Regions from separate parts of the Homo sapiens genome. Here region 1 is linked to region 2. A link is a contact called in ENCODE POLR2A ChIA-PET data. All regions are on one chromosome and are shown on one strand. Each heading gives the region's core, a stretch centred on a gene start or an enhancer-like site at or near the end of the contact. The rest is flanking DNA. Distances are from core to core; before and after follow the strand shown. Region 1 overlaps RBMS2 (RNA binding motif single stranded interacting protein 2). Region 2 has its middle 4.9 kb from the start of RPS26.

The links. ChIA-PET counts read pairs that join two places held with the same protein, here RNA polymerase II (POLR2A).
Region 1: POLR2A ChIA-PET joins it to region 2 with 22 read pairs in activated CD4-positive, alpha-beta T cell. The contact joins two enhancer-like sites. POLR2A ChIA-PET finds 5 or more read pairs at or near these places in 2 of 52 experiments (T-cell and activated CD4-positive, alpha-beta T cell).

Annotation. Positions count from the first base shown.
Region 1 is chr12:56,579,901-56,583,432 of GRCh38, reverse strand. RBMS2 (RNA binding motif single stranded interacting protein 2) reads right to left here. Exons shown (of 14, transcript NM_002898.4): 6 at 2,170-2,249; 7 at 1,925-2,034; 8 at 1,554-1,600; 9 at 1,281-1,374. Among named protein-coding and RNA genes, the nearest start is that of BAZ2A, 49 kb to the left of the region's middle. RefSeq lists an enhancer at 1,238-1,287. Within about 2 kb of position 1,417, at least 5 of the 41 ENCODE cell types and tissues checked have a DNase peak (open chromatin) inside an H3K27ac peak, as active enhancers do.
Region 2 is chr12:56,045,073-56,048,577 of GRCh38, reverse strand. No RefSeq gene overlaps it. Among named protein-coding and RNA genes, the nearest start is that of RPS26, 4.9 kb to the right of the region's middle. RefSeq lists enhancers at 1,079-1,373, 1,964-2,557 and a cis regulatory region at 1,100-1,474. Within about 2 kb of position 1,282, at least 6 of the 41 ENCODE cell types and tissues checked have a DNase peak (open chromatin) inside an H3K27ac peak, as active enhancers do.

The DNA of each region.
Region 1 (3,532 bases), core at 168-2,667, 530 kb before region 2:
ATCCACCTGCCTCGGCCTCCCAAAGTGCTGGGATTACAGGTATGAGCCACCGTGCCCAGCAAGACAGGAACAATTTTAAAAGAGCAGTAGCACCTATGCCTGGAAGGAAATGGGTACTTTCATACATGGCTGGTAGAAATGTGAGGTGACACAGCCTTTGTGGAAAGCAATCTGGCAACATCTATAAAACTGAAAATCCATATAGCATTCAACCTAGCAATCCACCTCCTGGGACTCTAGCCCCCAGAAATAGAAGCATTCATATATAAAAATATAGCACAAGGGTGTTTAGTGGAGCATTATTGATAGCAGCAAAAAAACGAATCTAAGTGAATGCCCCCATTGGGTATAGCTAAAGAATTCTGGCATATCTGCAGCATGAAATATAATGCAACCATTAAAAAAGATAAAATTAGAGCAGAGGATCTCAACATTAGCTGCAACAGAATCACCTGGAGGGCTTGTTAAAACCCAGATCACGGCTGGGCGTGGCGCAGCACTTTGGGAGGCCGAGGCGGGCGGATCACCTGAGGTCAGGAGTTTGAGACCAGTCTGGCCAACATGGTGAAACCCCGTCTCTACTAAAAAAAACAAAAATTAGCTGGGCGTGGTGGCGCATGCCTGTAATCCCAGGTACTCCAGAGGCTAAAACAGGAGAATCGCCTGAACCTAGGAGGCGGAGATTGCAGTGAGCCGAGATTGCACCACTGCATTCCAGCCTGGGCAACAGAGGGAGACGCCCTCTTAAAACAAACAAACAAACAAACAAAAGCCCAGATCACTGGGCCCCATCCTCAGAGTTTGTAATTCAGTAGATTTGGAGGGTAGTCCAAAATTTCTGTTTCTAAAAATTCTCAGATGATGCTGATGCTGCTTGTTCAGGGACCACACTTTGAGAATCACTGGTGTAGGATACTGTTAAGTGAGATGAGTGAATGTAAAAATATATTTAATCTGGTCCAATTTTTGTAAAATAAACAACTCCCCAAATGCTATACATATGTGTATTCATATGAAAAAATATGACAAATGCTACACAGTAGGACATTAACATGAGTTTACTTGTGGAGGTGGTGGAGGGGGAGTAAGAGGACACCATTAAAACTGTATACCATATATATGACCACATGCACAGATCATCTTTTACGCTGTTATGTAAAATTGTGTGTAATATGATTAAAAGGAAAAACAAAAAACAAGTAGTTCCTAGCCTTATATTACTTCACTTAAAGCACAGTAGTAGGGAAAACCACCACACCATTTTTCAGGCATGAACATACCTGATACGAAGACACAGGAGAGGAAAGGTATGGGGAGAGTGCAGACTGAGCAAGCATCCTGTTGGGGGTGATGTTATAGGGGGCTGGGTAAAACCTGTGGGAAGGAACCTCAATCAGTACTGAGTCACAGGAAACCACAAGGGAAGGGTCCCAACTGATAGGCACAGCCAACGTTCCCTTGACTTTCAAATAGAGAGAATCAAGATGAATCATTTGAGTGTCTGGACACAGGCCATTATCATTTTCAGGTGGCTTGATTATATAAAACCTTACCCATTCTGAAGAGCTGTGGTGGGGTCATAGGTCAAGGCCATGACGCCCTATAAAGAAAGAACACAGTGTTCACATTGTGAGCCCTTGAGTGAGAATAGGAGCTGGCCCAGAATGTCCAAGGCTGGGAATGTTTTGGTTTAACAAATTAAAGCCTAGACAAGTCCCACTACAGCTGTTTCAGAGTTTTTCTAATTGTGCAGGCCGCAAAGCCACACTCGAGAACAAACTGGCAGTATGTTCACAGCCAGCATTTCTCAATTACGTACTGTAGCTCTCAAGCTTTCCACCTAAGCTCACAGAAATCATGCCATGATCATTTCCGTTCCACTTTAATGTCGTTAGTACTCCTGTCTCCTCAGAGGTCCTCTTACCATGTCTGCATTCCTTGGCCAAGCCCGTCCATTTTGCACAAATTTTCCTTGGTTCTGTCGTTTCTTTGGCCCGCCATCAGCAAATTTGCAAAGCAAGGGATCGGATGGGGCTGCCGAGAGAGAAGGCAGATGGGCAGCTGAGTCCCACCTCATGTGGCCCAGGCACAGTCATGCAAAGCTGCTCCAGAATCTTCACTGGAAGTAACAACCTGTGGCCCTCTCAGCCTGAGCCCCAGATGCCTCACCTGGTACTCCAGGGGGTGTCTTAATATATTTTCCATTAAAGTGGGTGATGATGGCTTCACACTTCTCTGTGGACTCCATCCTAAGGAGCATAAGAGGGGTTAGGCTCTAGCTTCTCCAGGATCTGTGCTCTCCACACATTGAAAGAGAAAGCAAAGCTCTAAGTTCCCAGCCCCACAACTGCTCCAAATGTTATGACTACAGAAACACAGAGTGTCTGCCACACAAATTCAAGGTTCTTGAAGAGGTAACCCCAGCTTGTAATGAAGGTTCTTTCAACTGGTCCCTGTATGGGATCCTCATAGGAATAATGGCAGTCTTCAGACTATTAACATGGGCCCTCTCTTGTATCTGCCATATAAATAAGAATACAAGAAATAGAGGTTGTTACCATTATTTTTTATTAGAAAATTCTGAATGAAAATTGTTCCTTTAATTTGATAAAATTGTACAAGCTAAGAATTTGCCAATATTTATTTTTTGCTCCTTGTTGTAATTAAGGTCAAGGTCTAATTAGCTATTGATAATATCATTAATATTTCATGAATCTGTGGAAGGAAAAAGCAATAAGAAAGAGTTCATGGCCCATAGTGATAGAAAAAGGAATGTTGGAGTCTACTGAGTTAGTTTCTTGTTGGAGAAAGAGAAATAAGGAATCAGAAGACTGAGATTCCAGCACCACTTCGCCACCCAGAGCTCTGTGAGTTAGGACACTCACAAAAACCCTCTGATCCGCCGGGTGCGGTGGCTCACGCCTGTAATCCCAGCACTTTGGGAGGCTGAGGCAGGCAGATCACTTGAGGTCAGGAGTTTGAGGCCAGCCTGGACAACATGGAGAAACCCCATCTCTACTAAAAATACAAAAATTAGCCGGGAGTGGTGGCACTTGCCTGTAGTCCCAGCTACTCAGGAGGCAGAGGTGAGAGAATCGCTTGAACCTGGGAGGCAGAGGTTGTAGTGAGTCGAGATCACGCCATTGCACTCCAGCCTGGGCAACAGGGCGAGAATCTGTGTTAAAAAAAAAAAAAAAAAAAAGGCCAGGCTCAGTGGTTCACGCCTGTAATCCCAGCACTTTGGGAGGCTGAGGCGGGCGGATCACAAGGTCAGGAGATCAAGACCATCCTGGCCAACATGGTGAAACCCCGTCTCTACTAAAAATACAAAAAAAATTAGCTGAGTGTGGTGGTGCGTGCCAGTAGTCCCAGCTACTCGGGAGGCTGAGGGAGAAGAATTGCTTGAACCTGGGAAGCAGAGGCTGCAGTGAGCTGAGATCATGCCACTGCACTCCAGCCTAGGTGACAGAGCAAGACTCCGTCTCAAAAACAACAACAAAAAACAAAGCAAAACAAAAAAACCCCTCTGATC
Region 2 (3,505 bases), core at 33-2,532:
GCCTCAGCCTCCCAAGTAGCTGGGATTATGGGCGCCTGCCACCATGCCTGGCTAATTTATATGTTTTTAGTATACACACATATATACTGTGGGATTCCATTTATGTACGATTCTACAATTCTAGAAATGCAAACTAATCTATAGTTGCAGAAAGCAGGTCAGTGGTTGCCTGGGGACAGTGCTGGGAGTGGCAGGATGGTGAGATTACAAAGGAGCAAGAGGCAACTTCTGGGGTGATCTATATGTTAATTATCTTGAGTATGGTGATGGTTTCATGGGTATACACTTGGGTATATGTCAAAACTTCGGCCAGTCGCAGTGGCTCATGCCTGTAATCCCAGCACTTTGGGAGGCGGAGGCAGGCTGATCATGGGGTCAGGAGTTCAAGACCAGCCTGGACAACATGGTGAAGCCCCGTCTCTACTAAAAATACAAAAATTAGTGGGCCTCGTGGCACATGACTGTAATCCCAGCTACTCGGGAGGCTGAGGCAGTATAATTGTTTGAACTTGGGAAGCGGAGGTTGTAGTGAGCCGAGATGGCGCCATTGCACTCCAGCCTGGGTGACAGAGTGAGAGTCTGTCTCAAAAAAACAAACACAAAACTTTTCAAATTGTACACGTTAAATACCTACAATGTATTATACTTCAATTATCCTCAATAAATCTGCAAAAAAACACTGATTTTTTTTTTAAGACTTACAGAGTAAGACTGGGCCAAAAATAGTAACCACTGCCATTTGTAATGTTGCATTATCTGGCAGGTTCTTTTTTTTCTTTTTTTTTTGAGACGGAGTCTCGCTCTGTCGCCCAGGCTGGAGTGCAGTGGCGTGATCTCGGCTTACTGCAAGCCCCGCCTCCCGGGTTCACACCATTCTCCTGCCTCAGCCTCCCGAGAAGCTGGGACTACAGGCACCCGCCACCACGCCCGGCTAATTTTTTTTTTGTATTTTTTAGTAGAGATGGGGTTTCGCCATGTTAGCCAGGATGGTCTCGATCTCCTGACCTCGTGATCCACCCGCCTCGGACTCCCAAAGTGCTGGGATTACAGGCGTGAGCCACCGCGCCCGGCCTATCTGGCAGGTTCTTTGCAAAGTCCTTTGCAAAGATTATTTCATTTAGTTCTCAAAATGTTCTTGTGAAGTGTTTTTAAATTAATTTTTGGAGGTTTAGATAGAGTAACTTGCCCAAAGCTACACACAAAGCTACCAAAGAGCGAAGGAAGGACTCAAACTTAGGTCTGTCAGACTCCGAAGCTGGGCTCTTAACTCCTGCACGACACTGCCCTCTATGGTCATCCCGAGGTACTAACATCAATGAGGCCTGGTTAACTACTCATGACATCATCTTTAACTGTAGCCTGAGAAAGTCACCCAATTTTCTTTTTCTTTTTTTTTTTTTCCAGAAAGAATTTCGCACTTTCGCCAGGCTGGAGTGCAGTGGCATGATCTTGGCTCACTGCAACCTCCACTTCCAGGTTCAAACTATTCTCCTGCCTCAGCTTCCCAAGTAGCTGGGATTATAGGCGCGTGCCATCACGCCCGGCTAATTTTGTATTTTTTAGTAGAGATGGGGTTTCCCCGTGTTGGTTAGGTTGGTCTCAAACTCCTGACCTTAGGTGACCCACCCGCCTCAGCCTCCCAAAGTGTTGGGATTACAGCCGTGAGCCAGGGCGCCTGATCCGGAAGTCACCTTTCATTCAGAGTGCCTGAATCAGGGTAAATAGTGCATTATACTAGAAAAAAGGATGTGTCTTCAGGACTTCTTTCTGGGGTCCAGGGATGTGGGAGGGAGACTGTATTCCTCTTCCCCACCCCAATCGATCTCCTCCTCTCCTAGTGCTCCCCACACCCCTCCCAATGTTTCTGGGCCTATCTCACCTTGCTGCCTTCCCACACATTCTCATATTTCAGAAATGATGAGTCCAACACTGATCTAAGAGAGTAGAGAGAAAAGGTTAGGAAAATAGCCTTGGGAGGCAGCTGTGAAGTCAGGGTCCCTGGGCCTGTAGATAGTGAGTTGGGACTCCAAGTCACACTGCACACTTGGCTTGTGAGCATGATGTTCACCATGGCTCAGTTGCACCTATTCGTGCAGTCACCACCAGAAGCCCAAGCCTCCAGCTCATTCCACGTCTCTCAGATTCTGGTTCTCATGCAGTCCTTTCTGACCCCATTTGCACTCTTCCCCATCTCCTGAAACCCTTTCACAGCTTTCTGGAACCCAGGATTCATCATCAATAAAATCCTCCAAATGCAACATTCCCTTCACCATCTGCTCTGCAGTATAGTCCACAGACCAGTTGCATCACAATCACTTGGGACACTATTAAAATGCAGATTCCTGGCCAGGCGCGGTGGCTCACGCCTATAATCCCAGCACTTTGGGAGGCTGAGGTGGGCTGATCCCTTGAGATCAGGAGTTCAAGACCAGCCTGGCCAACATGGTGAAACCCTATCTCTACTAAAAATACAAAAATTAGCCGGGCATGGTGGCGGGCACCTGTAATCCCAGCTACTGGTAGGCTGAGGCAGGATAATCACTTGAACCCGGGAGGCGGAGGTTGCAGTGAGCCGAGATCGGGCTACCGCACTCCAGCCTGGGTAAGAGAGAGAGACTCCATCTCAAAAACAACAAAGTTTGGGATTATTAAGACGAAAAACTAAGTCAATTCTTACCAGCTAGGTTCTTGAAAGTAGAATCTATGGAGACAATCAAACAACATACTCTGCGCTTAGAATGCAGAGTATGTTGTGAGTTTGTAAACCCACAGAAGAGGTAGTAGTTAGGACCCACGTGACAGGCTGTGACTCTAGACACTTCAAGAGGAATCTTGGATCAGCTCTGTAAGTACACCCACAATCACGATTTACTATTTGAATCTGGTTCTGTTGAGCAAGCTGGACTTTGGGATCACTCAGATTCAGTACCCATTTTTGCCTTGGACCTCTTAATTTTCTTCTATCACTTCCTGTTTACCCTTGGTGTGATCAGGTTGCAAGGGGCACTGATGTCTTGAGACTCCCTGAAGGATATAGATTATCGCCTACATTCAGTGCTCTTACACACTCCGGGTTTGCCACAGATATTCCAGTACAAACACTGGTGTACTGACAGTCAAGTCAGGTCAGCAGTTCTTGTCTCAGATTTCTGTTGGGGAGTGCATTCCAATTAACAGAACCTCCACATTCTAAAATCTCTACCCGTTCCTTAGGCTGGGTGCAGTGGCTCACACCTATAATCCCAGCACTTTGGGAGGCCGAGGCAGGTGGATCATTTGAGGTCAGGAGTTTGAGACCAGCCTGGCCAACATGGTGAAACCCCATCTCTACCAAAAAAATAAACTAGCTGGTGCATGCTTGTAATCCCAGCTATTTGGGAGGTTGAGGCAGAACTGCTTGAAAGGGGGCAGGGGTGCAGGTGACTCCCAAGTGTCTAAAATCTCCAAGCTATACAGGTGTTACCTTTCACTGGCGAAGTCAGTAACAATTTACTCCCAAATAGAT